2 separate regions of the Homo sapiens genome follow, and region 2 is linked to region 1. Evidence: read pairs that join two places in POLR2A ChIA-PET (ENCODE). Cell type or tissue: A673. All regions are shown on one strand. Each heading gives the region's core, and the rest is flanking DNA. Links, peaks and the distances in the headings are about the cores only.

Region 1 (7,589 bases), core at 960-5,959:
CTGGCCAGGCCCCAAGTACATGAACTTAAAATTGCCAGCTTCCCCTCACACTCATCAGTGCGTCCAGTCAGCCACCATCTGCAATTTCCCCTAAGATATCCCTTTGTTTCATCAACCACTAAGACCTACAGCCCAGGTGTGTCCCAGGAGACATTCTAACACACCCAGATGGTTCCCACCTAGTTCAGGCCTTCACCACCTCCCTCCTGGGCCTCTGTAACACACTCCTGGGCCTCTGTAACTGTTCCCTTGCCTCCCACCCTCTCAGCCTAAGGGACATTCCTCCTCTCCTGTTCTTCTCCCATGTCTTTGGCCAATCTTTCTCAGGTCCCTTTGTCTTTCAGCCTCTTATCTGCGTCCGCTTTCTGTTTACCCCTTAAATTTTGATGAAACCCCGAAGGTTTCCTCCTTGACCGCTTGTACTAGTAACATAACAAAAGCCAAAACAACTAGGACTTAATGGTGCTTATAAGGTACAAAGGACTTCACGTGTTTTCATTTGATTCTATGAGGTAAGCTATTATCCCCCATTTAATAGAAGTCAATTTTGCCTTCATGGAGTGTCTGAAAACTGTCATTTCCTTTTTATTTCCATTGCCACTGCCCTAATTCAAGCTCTTAATACCACGTCTTAGACCCTTGCTTCAGCACCCTAGCTGACAATATTGTAGGTCTTAGTGGTTGATGAGAAGGAAGGGATGTAGTTCCAGTTAACCAATTGACCAAGGGCTTTCGACTTAAGTGAACCAGACCAGGCTCCACTGAGAACAGTGGTTACGTGGTGGGCTGTGCTGTAAAGATAAGGTACTCAAAACTAGAATTATTTGGAGAAAAGATTAGGGTCACACGCACACAAAACTAGAACCTATGATTGGTCTGAGCATAAAGAGGACAATTTCTGATGAAATAGGTGAAGAGCTGCATAATGAACTCCCCGAAAAATCTCCTTGGAAGCCCCACCCTGCCAGGATTTGTGTGCCCGGTCCCAAACCATCCCAATCAACTCCTTCTGCAGCCTCAGCCTGTTGGAGAAGGTAAATCTCTACTCCCTAGTTTAAGTCACAAAAAATCCTATCTCTGAAAAGAAAAAAGAATAAAAATAAAGAACATAATATTAGAAATATTAAACAGAGAAATTTAAATTCATAATGGGTGGGTGGATTTTTTTTGCAATAATTGTATTGTATGTTTCGTCTGCTTTTAAAGGTGTTTAAACCTTATAAGCGAAACTGAGGCAGGAGAATTGAGGCCAGGATTTCGGGCAATATAGAAATACCTGTATTGCCTGATTGACCTGTACTGACCGACCTGTATTGGGCAATACAGCAAGACCAACTTGGGGAATACAGCAAGATCTGGTCTCTACAAAACATACAAAAATTAGGCAGGGCGCGGTGGCTCATGCCTGTAATCCCAGCACTTTGGGAGGCCAAGGCGGGCAGATCATGAGGTCAGGAGTTCGAGACCAGCCTGACCAACATGGTGAAGGTCCATCTCTACTAAAAATACAGAAATTAGCCGGGCGTAGTGGCGCACACCTGTAATCCCAGCTACTCAGGAGGCTGAGGCAGGAGAATCGCGTGAACCTGGGAGGTGGAAGTTGCAGTGAGCGGAGATTGCCCCACTGCACTCCAGCCTGGGTGACAGAGCTAGACTCCATCTCAAAAAAACAAAAACAAAAATTAGCCAAGAGTTGTGGCACATGTCTGTAATGCTAGCTACTTGGAAGGCTGAGGAGGGAGGATTGCTTGAGCCCAGGAGTTTGAGGCTGCAGTGAACTATGATTGTGCCACTGCACTCCAGACAGGGCAACAGAGTAAGGTACTGTCTCTGAAAAAAAAAAAAAAGAAAGAAAAGAAAAACAGATTTATGAAGAGTTTGATATTTGATTTCATTTGCAATCAATGTTTAAATATTTGAGGAAACATAACCTGCTAAATTTCTGAGTTTTGATTTATTGGTTGTATAAATAGTATGGGAGTATTTGGGGAATATTACTTGAATAGAGATTAATAAATTGGACATCAAAGTACAAAAAATAACAAACATTTTTTTCCATACCCAAAAGCACCTGAGGTGTTAAAGAATTTATCCTAAGCTTCCTGTCTCTGATTTCTGGGTCTTCAATTGATCCCCATTCTATTGCTTGCATCTCTGTGACTCTATTTCCTCATCTATAAAATGGGATGATACTACCTAAGAAGGTTGTGAGGATTTAATAACTCCTTTTGAAGCACTTACTACAATGCCCAGCACATACTTGCTAAATAAATGTTGGCTGTCTTTATCTTATCCCAGTACTACCTTGATTATGCCACCTCCTGCTCAAAACCATTTAATTGCTCTCCAGTAACCCCAGGGCAAATCCAATTTCCTTTATACTTACGTCCTCACCTCTTCCTACTTCTCAGCCTTGGCCCTCACTATTTATTCCCTGCCACCTCCAGCCAACCAGACAGATTAAATTCCTCCCTATGCTTCACCCTGGTCCCCCATCATCAACATTTCTTTCATACTATCCCTCCACCTGAAATGCCTTGCCTCCCTCCCATGCCATTATGGCCATTGCAAACTCCTATCATCCTTCAAAACCCATCTCAAATATCACTTCTTCCAATATGCTTTCATGGTCATCTCCAACTCTCTCCTGCCTCTGAACTCTTTAATAGTACCTCTTTCTTGGCAAGCATCGCATTCTTTCTTGCATCAGAGCCAAACACCTATGTGTCTGGTCATCCCTGCTGACCCATAAGCTCCTTGAAGGCAGGACCCACTTCTGATTGATCTTGGGAAACACAGGGCTGCCCAGCCCAAGGCCTGGCATGTAATAGGTGCTCAGCTAACAGACGGTGGATTCTACTAGCTCTGGGTAGTTGTGTCATCTAAGCAGAAGCAGCAGGAACCTGCAGGTTTCCCAGGCCACCCTCACTGACCTGTGTAGACTATGAGGGTACAGAAAACCAACGAAGCCAGCAGTCTGTACATGCAGGGTCCACCGAGCAGATGGCAAGAAGACGGCAGAGCCAGATTCTAGGAGCATGTGGAGCTGTGTGTGCTCAGCTCATCAACATTCTCTCAGACATTTAGCCCCTCAGTCAGTCAACATTTTTTTTTTTTTTTTTTTTTGTCTATTCTGTGCCAGGCACTGTGTGAGGTGCAGCGGACACCAGCCTGGTGTCCGTTCCCAAAGAGTATGCCTATGTGCCCGGAGCTCCTGTGTGTGCACATACATGTGCCCACGTGCAAGCCCCACACGGCCTGGAGTTCCAGCTCCCGACAAGCTGAGCCTCCTGTGAGCCGAGGCTGAGAGGGCCGCCTATTACCCTGTTTCCAAACAACTCCCCTTTCTGCGCCAGCGCCGCTGCCTCTCCCGTCTGTTTGCCCCTCGCCGCCTCCTCCCTCTGTTGGGGCTGCCGCTGATGATGAAATTTGGCTTGCAACAACCTCTTCCTCCCCTTCCTGCAGGCCTGGGAGAGGATTAAGCCGCTGGAGTCTGAAATCGGAAAGATCCCAGCTTCTGCTCCCCAGCACCTCCCCTCGCCCCCTCCCCCTCCCCGCCCATGCAAAACTAGAAAATTAATCTCCCCTTCTGCCTGTGATATGGCGGGCTGCATTACAAGCTGGGCGTCGAGATAAAGCGGGGAGCCGCGGGACGGCGGCCCAGCGCCGGGGCCCCGGGTGGGGCCGGCCAGGGAGATAAGGGCCTCCCAGCCCCATGAATTATTCACCGGCACTGCCTCCTCTGGCTGGGCGGCCGCCCTGGGCGCTGAGATTGCGTCTTCCAGAGGGGCCTGGGTAGGGTGGGAGGGGGGTCCGTGGGGAAGGGCAGCAGGCTGTAGAGGGGTCTTCCTATGGGGGATGGGGAGAGGGGAGGACTGTACTTAGCTGGGGGACAGCTCAGAGACACAAGCGCCTTGAAAAGCCAACTGATGCAGGGGAAGAAGGTGTCCCCAGGCCCTGGGAAGCCCAGACCCAGCCAGAACCCCCGCAGGGGTGCTCCTTATTATACAACTCATTAAACGCTATTGAGAGGCTACAATAGCCAGACTCAGGCCAGGTCCCAGCACCCCAGAGCTAGAGAGCCAGTCCCGCCTGAGGGCGCCCTCAATACAATGCACCTACCGAATGCGGGCTGTGTTTGGACCTGGGCGCATTCCTCTCACCAGGCCTGTCTCAGCCACATTTCTCCCCCTCCGTCATCTCCTCTGGTAGTCAAGACAGCCGCTGCTCGCTCTGGGGGAGCACCCCGACTTGAGGGGGTGCAAGAGGAGGAGACAGGACAGATCTGCTCTCAGGCCAGCCAGAGCCCCCAAAACAGAGAAACCAGGGCAGGTGGTGTAGGGGGGAAGTGGGGGTCAGTGCTACCGTAGGGAGATAACCAGGGAAGTTTCCTGCGAGGGGAAATAACCCCAGGCACTATGTGAACCTTTTGTTTCTCTCCTTTCTTGCTTGTTCTCAAAGACCCAGAATTTGAAAGCAGGGAAGGACCTTAACAGTCTCTTCCCTATCTTGAAGTCTCTATCTTTCCATCTCTCCCTACCTTCTCTCTTCTCTTTCCTCTCCATCTGTCTCCACTCCTCCCTCTCACTCCATATTGTGTGTCCATCTGCCCTTTGAAGTTCTGCCTTGGCCCCGATTTCTCCACCTCTCTGTCTCTCTCTTCGAGATGGAGTGTGGCTCTGTCTCCCAGGCTGGAGTGCAGTGGCGCAATCTCGGCTCACTGCAAACCCTGCTTTCCGGGTTCAAGCAGTTCTCCCTGCCTCGGCCTCCTGAGTAGCTGGGATTACAGGCACCTACCACCATGCCCAGCTAATTTTTGTATTTTTAGTAGAGATGGGGTTTTGCCATGTTGGCCAACTCCTGCCCTCAAGTGATCCACCTGCCTCCGCCTCCCAAAGTGCTTTGGATGACAGGTGTGAGCCACCATGCCCAGCCTATTGTCTCTTTAATGATCCCTCCCTTCTGAAGTCTTGACTCCCCCAAATGGCATGTTGACACACAAATTGTAATGTGCCATAGAAGGAAGGTGGCCATCTGCTGTCCCCCAACCCCCTAATTGGGGAGAAAAAAGAAGGGTTCAACATGGTCCTGGATGTGCAGACAAACTGCTGAGACCCAGACAGAGGCAGCAGTATGGGGAGAGAGCCCCCCAGAGATGCACTGGCACAAGAAAGAGAGCCTGAGACACCGAGAGAGCCAGGAATGAGAGGTGCTGGGGAACGGTGAGGACCAGAGATCACTCCTTCAGGATTGCAGAGGCAGACACCTGCCTGACAGGCAACCTGGAACCCATGGACTCCTGTAGCAGATACAGAGCCCCATGTTCATGAACCAGTGGACAGGCACATTTGTTGAGACCCATATTCAAGTTGGAGAGGGAAAGGTGATGAATAGGAGAGGGAGAAGAGATGGGGAGTGAAGAGGGGGCTAGATTAGAAGGAGGAAGTGGGGAGGAGGAAAGGGTGAGTCCTAGAAGGATGGAGAAGACAGAGACTTGAGTGGGAAAAGGGAGAAAAGCTGAGTGGAGGAGGAGAGAAGAGATTAGAGAGAGGAATGAGAGAAAAGAGACAGGATAGCATAAGGTGGGGGAGAAAGGGTGAGGATAGCAGGTAAGTGTGGGAGTGGGGTAAGAGGAGTGTTTGGACTAGTAAAAAGAGAAAGCAGTGGAAAAGATGAGGGTTATGGGTTGGCAGGTGGTGGGGGGACAACGTTGAGTATGGAGGGTGGGGAGGCTGTGTTGCTGGGTCCCATCAGCCTTAGGTCCCCAGCCCCTTCCCAGTGCGTGCTAATTAACTCCTTAATTGTCTCTGCATTTGCTGAGCCGGCAGATGAAGTGGATGCAGACAGATTGGGGCGCGTGTGATTTCATGCACGGGGGAGCGGAGAAGAGCTGCCTGGAAATCCCAGGGGGTCTTGTCCCCCTCTTTACCCTCCCTCTTCACCCATCTCTGAGAGGCTGGAGGGCGCTTCTGCACCTAAAGCAGATGGGGCCATCTGCAAGGGAAGCATCCATGGGGAATTTGCCCCCATCAGCCTTTCAGGGATGATCATAATGCTTGCCACTATTGATGGAACACCCCCTACTGTTTGCTAGACACACATTGTTTCAACAGCATGGGCATTAGCTGGGTTTTATGGTTTCTGGAGAAAAGTGAGACTCAGGCTAGGTTACTTGCCCAGGGCCACACAGCACTGGTGTGACAGAGCTGAGATTTGAACCTAGGTGAGCACAAGGCCAAAGTCCTAAGTGGGCCCTGGCTAGATGCCTCCTGCCAGCAGAAGGAGAAATATCTTCAGGCCTGTTTCCCTCTCAGTCCGTGGTGGGGATAAAGGGTACTGAGGTCTAAGGACTGCAGGGTCCAGAGAAAACGAAGCATGGAGAAGAAGCTGGGAGGATGCTGAAGGAGCCAGTATCCTCTGTCAGGACTTGGACAAGGGGTGGGTGGGCCAGAGAAGCAGAAAGAAGTAATGAGACACTAATCACAGCCCTTGGATCCCTCAAGTGTTATCTTACTAAGGCCCTGCCAACACCAACTTCCTCTTTTCCTCATCCTTGTCCCACAAACCCCTGTCAGAGTGACTGCCCCCCTGCCTCTCTCTGCTGGCAGCCCTGGCTCAGCCTTCTATTTCACTCCTGGCCCTTGCACTAGAGTCACAAGTCAACATGTTTGTCTCTCTTTCCACACTGGGATATTTTGAGGCAAGGACTCTGCCAATCCTCACCATGTCCACAGGGCCAATCTTGGGGCTTGATCCAGGAAAACCCTCGGTGAAGGTTTGCTGCGATGTACAGGGTAGGGATGAGGGGATGTGTGTGTGCAAGGACCCATCACTTCTCAAACGAAGAAGAAACAACAGCATGAGGGATTTAGGTTGTATATAAGAAAGAACTTCCTAAGACTGGGGCCTGTGACACTATGAAACCATAATTCAGACCCATAAGTTCTGAAGAGCAAGGTTGCTCAAGATTGGCTATATGTTAAAGGCCTCAAAAAGTTGGGCGATTGTCCGGGCGCAGTGGCTCATGCCTGTAATCCCAGCACTTTGGGAGGCCAAGGTGGGTGGATCACCTGAGGTCGGGAGTTCAAGCCTACATGGTGAAACCCCCAGCTCTACAAAAGATACAAAAAATTAGCCGGGCGTCGTGGTGTGCGCCTGTAATCCCAGCTACTCGGGAGGCTGAGGCAGAAGAACCTCTTGAACCGGGGAGGCGGAGGTTGCAGTGAGCCGAGATTGTGCCATTGCACTCCAGCCTGGGCGACAGGGTGAGACCCCAACTTAAAAAAAAAAAAAAAAAAAAAGGCCGGGTATGGTGGCTCACGCCTATAATCCCAGCACTTTGGGAGGCTGAGACGGGTGGATCACAAGGTCAGGAGATTGAGACCATCCTGGCTAACACGGTGAAACCCCGTCTCTACTAAAAATACAAAAAACTTTGCCAGGTGTAGTGGCGGGTGCCTGTAGTCCCAGCTACTTGGGAGGCTGAGGCAGGAGAATGGCGTGAACCCAGGAGACTGAGCTTGCAGTGAGCCAAGATCGCGCCACAGCCCCAGAGATTCTGATTTAACTGGTCTAAAGTGGAGCCATGG
Region 2 (7,589 bases), core at 1,363-6,362, 580 kb after region 1:
TGTCTTTATTTCTGATTTTCTACCCCCTTCAACCAAAGTGTGTTTCTGCAAGCCTGTTCTTTGTGGAACTAATGGCTTTTTTTTTTTTTTTTTACTGAATTATAAATACCATGAGGACTTTGTATCTCCCACAGTTCTCATAGTAAGCTTTGCACAGGGTTTATGGCCTGTAAATATTTGTTGAATGAACAGTGGAATAAATAAATAAATAATGGTGATATACCAATATATTTCTTTGATGTGCTTGTTTTATTTCCTGTATTGTTCTTGGAAATACCTTCATAGAGAAACTAGTAGGTCAATACACTGACAGCTAATTTAAGATATCTCAATGAATAGGTGTATGTAGAAATGAATTGAGAGAAAAGAGGTGGAAATTGGGCCAGCGACAGCTAGTGAAAAGCCAGCTTTTGCTGAGCAAGGCATGACCTAGGGGTTGAGGAGGTTACCTTGATTTGCTGCTTATTGTGGATCTGGCCCATGCCTCTGAAGGCCCAGAGATTTACTTGAGTCACTTGGTGTAAAAGCAATAGCTCAGCAAGAGGTATAACTGTAAAAAGGACCACAGTTTGTTATCCGTAGTCAGGCTACGCAGAAACCAAATCATGTTCAAAAATCAATTTATTAATTTACTATGAGAAATTTTTTTTTTTTAGACAGATTCTTGCTCTGTCACCCAGGCGGGAGCGCAGTGGTGCGATCATGGTTCACTACAGCCTCAATCTCCCAGGTTTAAATGATCCTCCTGCCTCAGCCTCCTGAGTAGCTGGAACTACAGGTGTGCGCCACCACACCCAGTTAATTATTTTTTGTAGAGTTGGGGTCTCACTTTATTGCCCAGGCTGGTCTTGAACTCCTGAGCTCAAGTAGTACTGCCATCTCAGCCTCCCAGAGTGTGGGGGTTATAGGTGTGAGCCACCACGCCTGGCCTACTATGAGAAATCTGTATGGTCAGCACATTCTTGCCCCATGGGCAAGCCTATAATGGGAACCAAATCATTTGCTTAGTGAGCATGCATTTGATGAATCAGTTGTTTAATTGCAGTAGGCCAAGAGAATGTGGCATATCCCTCCCCCAGTAGGGATGGCCTTGCAGGTGACCTCACAGGGGAAATAGAAGGCATACGATGACAACTCCTTCAACTTCCTGATGCCACACTTCCAACATCTGTCCCCTTCCATGATTACTTCCTTCCTTCTGGTTAAAAAGATTATCTGTTCCTCCTGGCCAAGGACAGTCCTTCTACCTATGCTTTAGATCCCAACCCCTCCTCCTTTTCCCCAAATCTTATACTATCCAATGGCACCAAGGATAGGGCAGTGAGAGCAGTCTACCTGGTTGCAGTCAGTAAGGCACACAGTATCTGTAGAGAACTTAAAAAGCAATGATGGGCCGAGCGTGGAGGCTCACGCTGTAATTCCAGTACTTTGGGAGGCCGAGGCGGGTGGATCACATGAAGTCAGGAGTTCAAGACCAGCCTGGCCAACATGGCGAAACCCCATCTCTACTAAAAATACAAGAATTAGCCGGGCGTGGTGCTGCACACCTGTAATGCCAGCTACTCGGGATGCTGAGACAGGAAAATTGCTTGAACCCAGGAGGCAAAGGTTGCAGTGAAGCAAGATCATGCCACTGTACTCCAGCCTAGGCCACAGAGCAAGACTCCGTCTCAAAAATAAATAAATAAATAAATAAAAATATAAAAAGCAATGATGAAAACGACAAAAAATTGGTCTGCTTTTTACTAAAAAGTATCACTGTGTGCAGCAATTCTAAATGCTGTAATAAAGACCTCTCCTGCTGAGGCAGACAGCTGCATTGCCCCCTTGGTATGCCGTTGCTGTCAGGTCCTCATCTCTATCGTACAGTCATTCTCTCTGTCTCGTACAGTCACTCTCTCAGCCATATTCGTCCCTCAGCAGTTCATCATGCTTATTACTGTCTATTTAAAAAAGAATCCTCCATTTACTTGTCAGCCACTTCCATTTTCACCCTCTTTGTTTCCTGTTTCTAATCAAACTGCTCAGAACTGTCTATACTTAAACACTATTTTCTCAAATGCTCACTTCTCAGCCCGTTTTAGTTCCTTCTGGAGCTATTGCCATCTAATCTCAGTAGTATTCAGCACCCTGTCTCTCAAAACTCTTATTTTGAATCTCTCTTCTTATCTTCTTTTCTTTCATTCTTGTTTTTGTTTTGAGCAGGGTCTGGCTCTGTCGCCCAGGCTGGAGTGCAGTGGTGTGATCTGGGTTAATTGCAACCTCTGCCTCCCAGGCGCAAGTGATCCTCCCGCCTCACCCTCCCAAGTAGCTGGGACTACAGGCATGAGCTCCCACACCCAGCTAATTTTTGTATTTTTTTTTGTAGAGACAGGGTTTTGCCATGTTGTCCAAGCTGGTATTGAACTACTGAGCTTAAGCAATCCACCCGTCTCGGCCTCCCAAAGTGCTGGGATTACAGGCGTCAGCCACCATGTCCTACCTACTCTTCTTATTTTCTTACCCTTCACTTCCTGCTGCTCCTGGTCTTTCTTACAGGCTCATTTTTGTCTGTTAAATGTTAGATTTCTCAAGTTAAGGACCAAGACTTCTTGCCTTCTCACTCCATATCAGTGGTTCTCAAATTGTAGCAAGCCCTCAGAATCACTGGAGGGCTTGTTAATACACAGACTGCAGGGCCCCATTTTCAGGTTCAGAGTTTCTGATTCATCTGGTCCAGGGTGAGGCCTGAGAATAAGCATTTTTGTTAATTTCCCAGGTAATGTTGAGCTTGGTGGTCCAGGGACCACACTTTGAGAACCAATGCTGTATCTCTCTAGATTATTTCAGCCACACCTGTGACTTTAATTATCATTTGAATTTAGGTAACTCCTAAATATGTATCTTCAACCCGATCTCTTCCGAGCCCCCGATCCATAGATCCAACTGCATACTTAACATCTCCACTTATATACCTTAAAGGCATCACCATTTCAACATATCCAAAATTTAAATTTATGACTTCTGCACCCTGCCTCTACCACCATTACTAACCCCTCCCTGCATGCATTCTCCAGAAAACCAACTACAACATCCAACCTGCTCCTGTGCTTCTAGTTTTCTCTTTTGAGTGAATACAACCCACATTCATAAGCCCAGCAAGTTACAGGCTTAAAAGTCATCCTCAACGTCCCTGTCTTCCTTCCCTTCTTTTGTTACCAACCCCTATCAGTTTTCTGTTTCTTCTTGAGCCAGTTTTGGTAAATTTAATTTTTTTTTTTTTTTTTTTAATGAGACAGTCCTTGCTCTGTCGCCAGGCTGGAGTGCAGTGGCGCGATCTCGGCTCACTGCAACCTCCACCTCCCAGGTTCAAGCGATTCTCCTGCCTCAGCCTCCCAAGTAGCTGAGACTACAGGCATGTGCCACCACGCCCAGCTAATTTTTGTATTTTTAGTAGAGACAGGGTTTCACCATGTTGGCCAGGATAGTCTCCATCACTTGACCTTGTGATCCACCTGCCTCGGCCTCCCAAAGTGCTGGGATTACAGGTGTGAGCCACTGCACCCGGCCAAACTCAATTTTTCTAGGAAATTGTTTTGTTTAGTTTTCAAAGTTATTTATAATATTCTCTTTGTTTGTAAACCTTCTGCTTTATGTTGCTTGTCTCCCCTTCCCTCTTGTCTTTCTTCTCTTCTCTCTCTCTCTCTGACAGATCTGTGGATTTGTCAGTTTTCCATGTAATTCTGTCAAGTTTTGCTTTATATGTTTTAAAGCTATGTTATTAGGTACATTCAAATTAAGAATTATAATCTTCCTTGTAAATTGTTTCTTCTTTCATGAGTAACTGTGTTTGTCCCTATGGTGTTTTTTTATCCTAAGGCTTTAAAAAACAAATCTAAACATAGTTATTAGACATCTTAATTCTCTTAAAGGACACAAGGACTTTAGAATGCTTTGATGTTGATCACCACGAATTCTTTCTTTTCTTTTTTTTTTTTTTTTTTTTTTTTTGAGACAGAGTTTCACTCTTGTTGCCCAGGCTGGAGTGCAATGGCGTGATCTCGGCTCACTGCAACCTCCGCCTCCCCAGTTCAAGCGATTATCCTGCCTCAGCCTCCTGCGTAGCTGGGATTACAGGCATGTGCCACCATGCCCGGCTAATTTTGTAGTTTTAGTAGAGACAGGATTTCTCCATGTTCATCAGGCTGGTCTCGAACTCCTGACCTCAGGTGATCCACCCACCTCGGCCTCCCAAAGTGCTGGGATTACAGGTGTGAGCCACCGTGCCTGGCCATCCACCACTTCTTATCTTACATTTTAGTATCACCTTTATTTTAGTATGCCTTCAACTATCAGTTACTGTTTTATGTAGTTAACAATAGTTACTATCCATTTCTTTACTATTCCTTCTTCTGCCTCACTCTTTCTCCGGTCAGTTTCCTCCTCCTCCTTCTTTTCTTTTTTTGAGACAGGGTCTCACTCTGTCGCCCAGGCTGGAGTGCGGTGCTGTGATCTTTGCTCACCGCAACCTCCATGGACCTCCTGGGTTCAAGCGATTTTTTTTTTTTGAGACGGAGTCTCCCTCTGTCGCCAGGCTGGAGTGCAGTGGCCCAGACTTGGCTCACTGCAACCTCTACCTCCTGGGTTCAAGCAATTCTCCTGCCTCAGCCTCCCGAGTAGCTGAGATTACAGGCACCTGCCACCACACTCGGCTAATTTTTGTATTTTTAGTAGGGACAGGGTTTCACCATGTTGGCCAGGATGGTCTCGATCTCTTGACCTCATGATCCACCTGCCTCGGCCTCCCAAAGAGGTGGGATTACAGGCATGAGCCACCGTGCCCGGCCCTGATTCAAGCGATTCTTGTGCCTCAGCTTCCCCAGTAGCTGGGATTACAGGTTTGTGCCACCACACCCAGCTAATTTTCGTATTTTTAGTAGAGACAGAGTTTCACCATATTGCCCAGGTTGGTCTCGAACTCTTGGCCTCAACTGATCTGCCCGCCTCAGCCTCCCAAAGTCCTTGGATTGCAAACATGAGCCACTATGCCTGGCTAAATTTTCTTCTTCTTAAAGCACATTTTTTAGTAGCCAAATACTTTAGCGAGGGTCTGTCAGTGGTAAATTCTTTCATTTTGTGTTTTTCACTTTATTTGACCATTTTGTTCATTAACAATGTCCTTCCCAAAAAGGGGTGGGTTGTAGGGTTGGGTAATTTATGTTATATACATTCCATGTCAAAAGAAGAGATTACCCTTTGGCATATTTACCCCATATATCTTTGTAAATTTTGAAGGAAGCCATTTAATTTGACTTTTTTTTTTTTTTTCCTAAATAGAGAGAAGGTCTCACTATGTTGCCCAAGCTGTTCTCAAACTCCTGAGCTCAAGTGATCCTCCCGCCTCCGCCTTCCAAAAGTGCTAGGATTACAGGTGTGGGCTACCACACCCTGCCTAGTTTGACTTTTTAAATGGCATTGGAATGCAAATTTAAACTTTATTAAACTTTATTAAAGTTTAGTAGAGTTGGACTGGGTTCAGTGGCTCACGCCTGTACTCCCGGCACTTTGGGAGGCCGAGGTGGGCCTGAGGTTGGGAGTTCAAGACCAGCCTGACCAACATGGAGAAACCCCATCTCTACTAAAAATACAAAATTAGCCAGGCATGGTGTCGCATGCCTGTAATCCCAGCTACTTGGGAGGCTGAAGCAGGAGAATAGTTTGAATCTGGGAGATGGAGGTTGCAGTGAGCCGAGATTGTGCCACTGCACTCCAGCCTGGGTGACACAGCAAGACTCTGTCTCAAAAAAAAAAAAAAAAAAGGTAACATTCTCACTACTGTCTTTTTATTTATTTTTTATTATTATTTTTATTATTTTTGAGACAGAGTCTCGCTCTGTCACCCAGGCTGGAGTGCAGTGGCGTGATCTCGGCTCACTGCAACCTCCACCTCCCGGGATCAAGTGATTCTCCTGCCTCAGCCTCCTGAGTAGCCAGGATTACAGGCATGTGCTACCACACCTGGCTAATTTTTGTATTTTCAGTAGAGACAAGGTTTCACCATGTTGGCCAGGCTGGTCTCAAACTCCTGACCTCAAGTAATCCGCCTCCCTTCTCCTCCCGAAGTGCTGAGATTACGCGTGAGCCACTGCACCTGGTCTAATCACTGGTATCTTTTTAAATAAAAAGTTAATACTACAACATTTTATTACTGGGATTATTGTGTGCACATGCTCCTTACCTAAAAATTTAGTGAGTGATTTTTTTTCTTAAAAAAAAAAATAATTAGAGACAGGATCTCGCTATGTTGCTCAGGCTGGTCTCAAACGCCTGGGCTCAAGCGATCCTTCTGCCTCAGCCTCCTAAAGTTCTGGGATTACAGGTGTGAGCCACCTCTCCCTGCCTTGTGAATGATTTTTTTTGTGTGTGGAATTGATCTGTAGTTATCTTGGGTTGCGTATTTGTGTATATTGTATACTTCTTTTCTCAAATGTTACATAAATCTTTAAAACAGGACTTCAGAAAAAATTAACAGTGTAACAGGAAATATGGAAGATAATGCAATTTTGAAGAAAATATTTGAATAGTAAGTAATAGGGTGCTTGCTTTGGCAGTACATATACTAAAACTAGAACAATATAGAGATTAGTATGGCCCCTGTGCAATGATGACATGCAAATTCATGATGCGTTTCATCTTTTTAGAACATTAGACCTGAGTAACATGTCATTGTGTAAGGAAGAATAACATGCAAAAAATAGACCGAAAAAGGAAGTAGTAGAAATTTAGTATGGACAAGTTTGGTTAATATTAAGCATGGCTGGCTGGGCTCAGTGGCTCATGCCTGTAATCCCAGCACTTTGGTTGGCTGAGGCAGGATGATCACTTGAGACCAGCCTGGGCAACATAGTGAGACCTCATCTCTACAAAAAAATCAAAAAATTTGCCAGGTGTGGTGGCGCGCACCTGTGGTCCCAGCTACTCAGGAGGCTGAGGTGGGAGGATTGCTTGAGCCTGGGAGGTTGAGGCTGCAGTGAGCCGTGATTGTGCCACTGCATGCCAGCTTGGTTGACAGAGCGAGACCCTGTCTCCAAAAATAAGAAAAACTAACTTAATTCAGTAGCATCATAGGGATTAGGTTCTAAAGTCACTGTATGGCAAAAATCTGCTTCAAAATTACCCTAAAAAATCACTTAAACCTCCCAGCATTGGAACTGACAGTTGTTTCTTTAGTTAAACAAGAGCCATACCTTATCTGGTATTTAAGGGCCATGCTGTCTTTTAACAAATTAAAATTTATAAGATTAAAGATGAAAAATTCAGGTCCTCAAAACGCTCCGACTTTGAGAGGCATGAGAGAAATGAAGATACGGCAGATTCACACCTCCCATCTCTTGCTCATTCTGAGCTGTCTGCTCTTTGAAAGGAATGGCCCACAGAACATCTTTCAGTAGTTGGAGGCTACTGTGGCCAAGTATAAAGCTTCCCACATGTCTCAATTAGCAGACTTCCAGGGAGAAGTGGCCAGGAAATTGACTCTTTCTTTTGGCGTGGCCGAAAGAATTGAAGTTTCAGACCACACGCATTCTAACTTCTCTGTAAATTAGTCACTC

What was found. ChIA-PET counts read pairs that join two places held together with the same protein. Peaks named below come from ENCODE experiments on the same cell type or tissue, not always from the same donor. Only the 100,000 strongest peaks of a DNase experiment are listed, where the experiment ranks them.
Region 2: POLR2A ChIA-PET joins it to region 1 with 10 read pairs; 1 of 35 experiments calls an interaction of 5 or more read pairs at or near these places.

The regions. Positions count from the first base shown.
Region 1 is chr12:50,047,255-50,054,843 of GRCh38, forward strand. No RefSeq gene overlaps it. Among named protein-coding and RNA genes, the nearest start is that of ASIC1, 6.5 kb to the right of the region's middle. RefSeq lists an enhancer at 3,730-4,658. In A673, for the core only: no CTCF peak of the experiment used is centred there; a DNase peak (open chromatin) is centred at 3,447; H3K4me3 peaks cover 324 bases; H3K27ac peaks cover 1,669 bases.
Region 2 is chr12:50,626,699-50,634,287 of GRCh38, forward strand. All of the region lies in intron 2 of DIP2B (disco interacting protein 2 homolog B), which reads left to right. It also overlaps the pseudogene RNU6-769P. Among named protein-coding and RNA genes, the nearest start is that of DIP2B, 130 kb to the left of the region's middle. In A673, for the core only: no CTCF peak of the experiment used is centred there; no DNase peak of the experiment used is centred there; H3K27ac peaks cover 581 bases.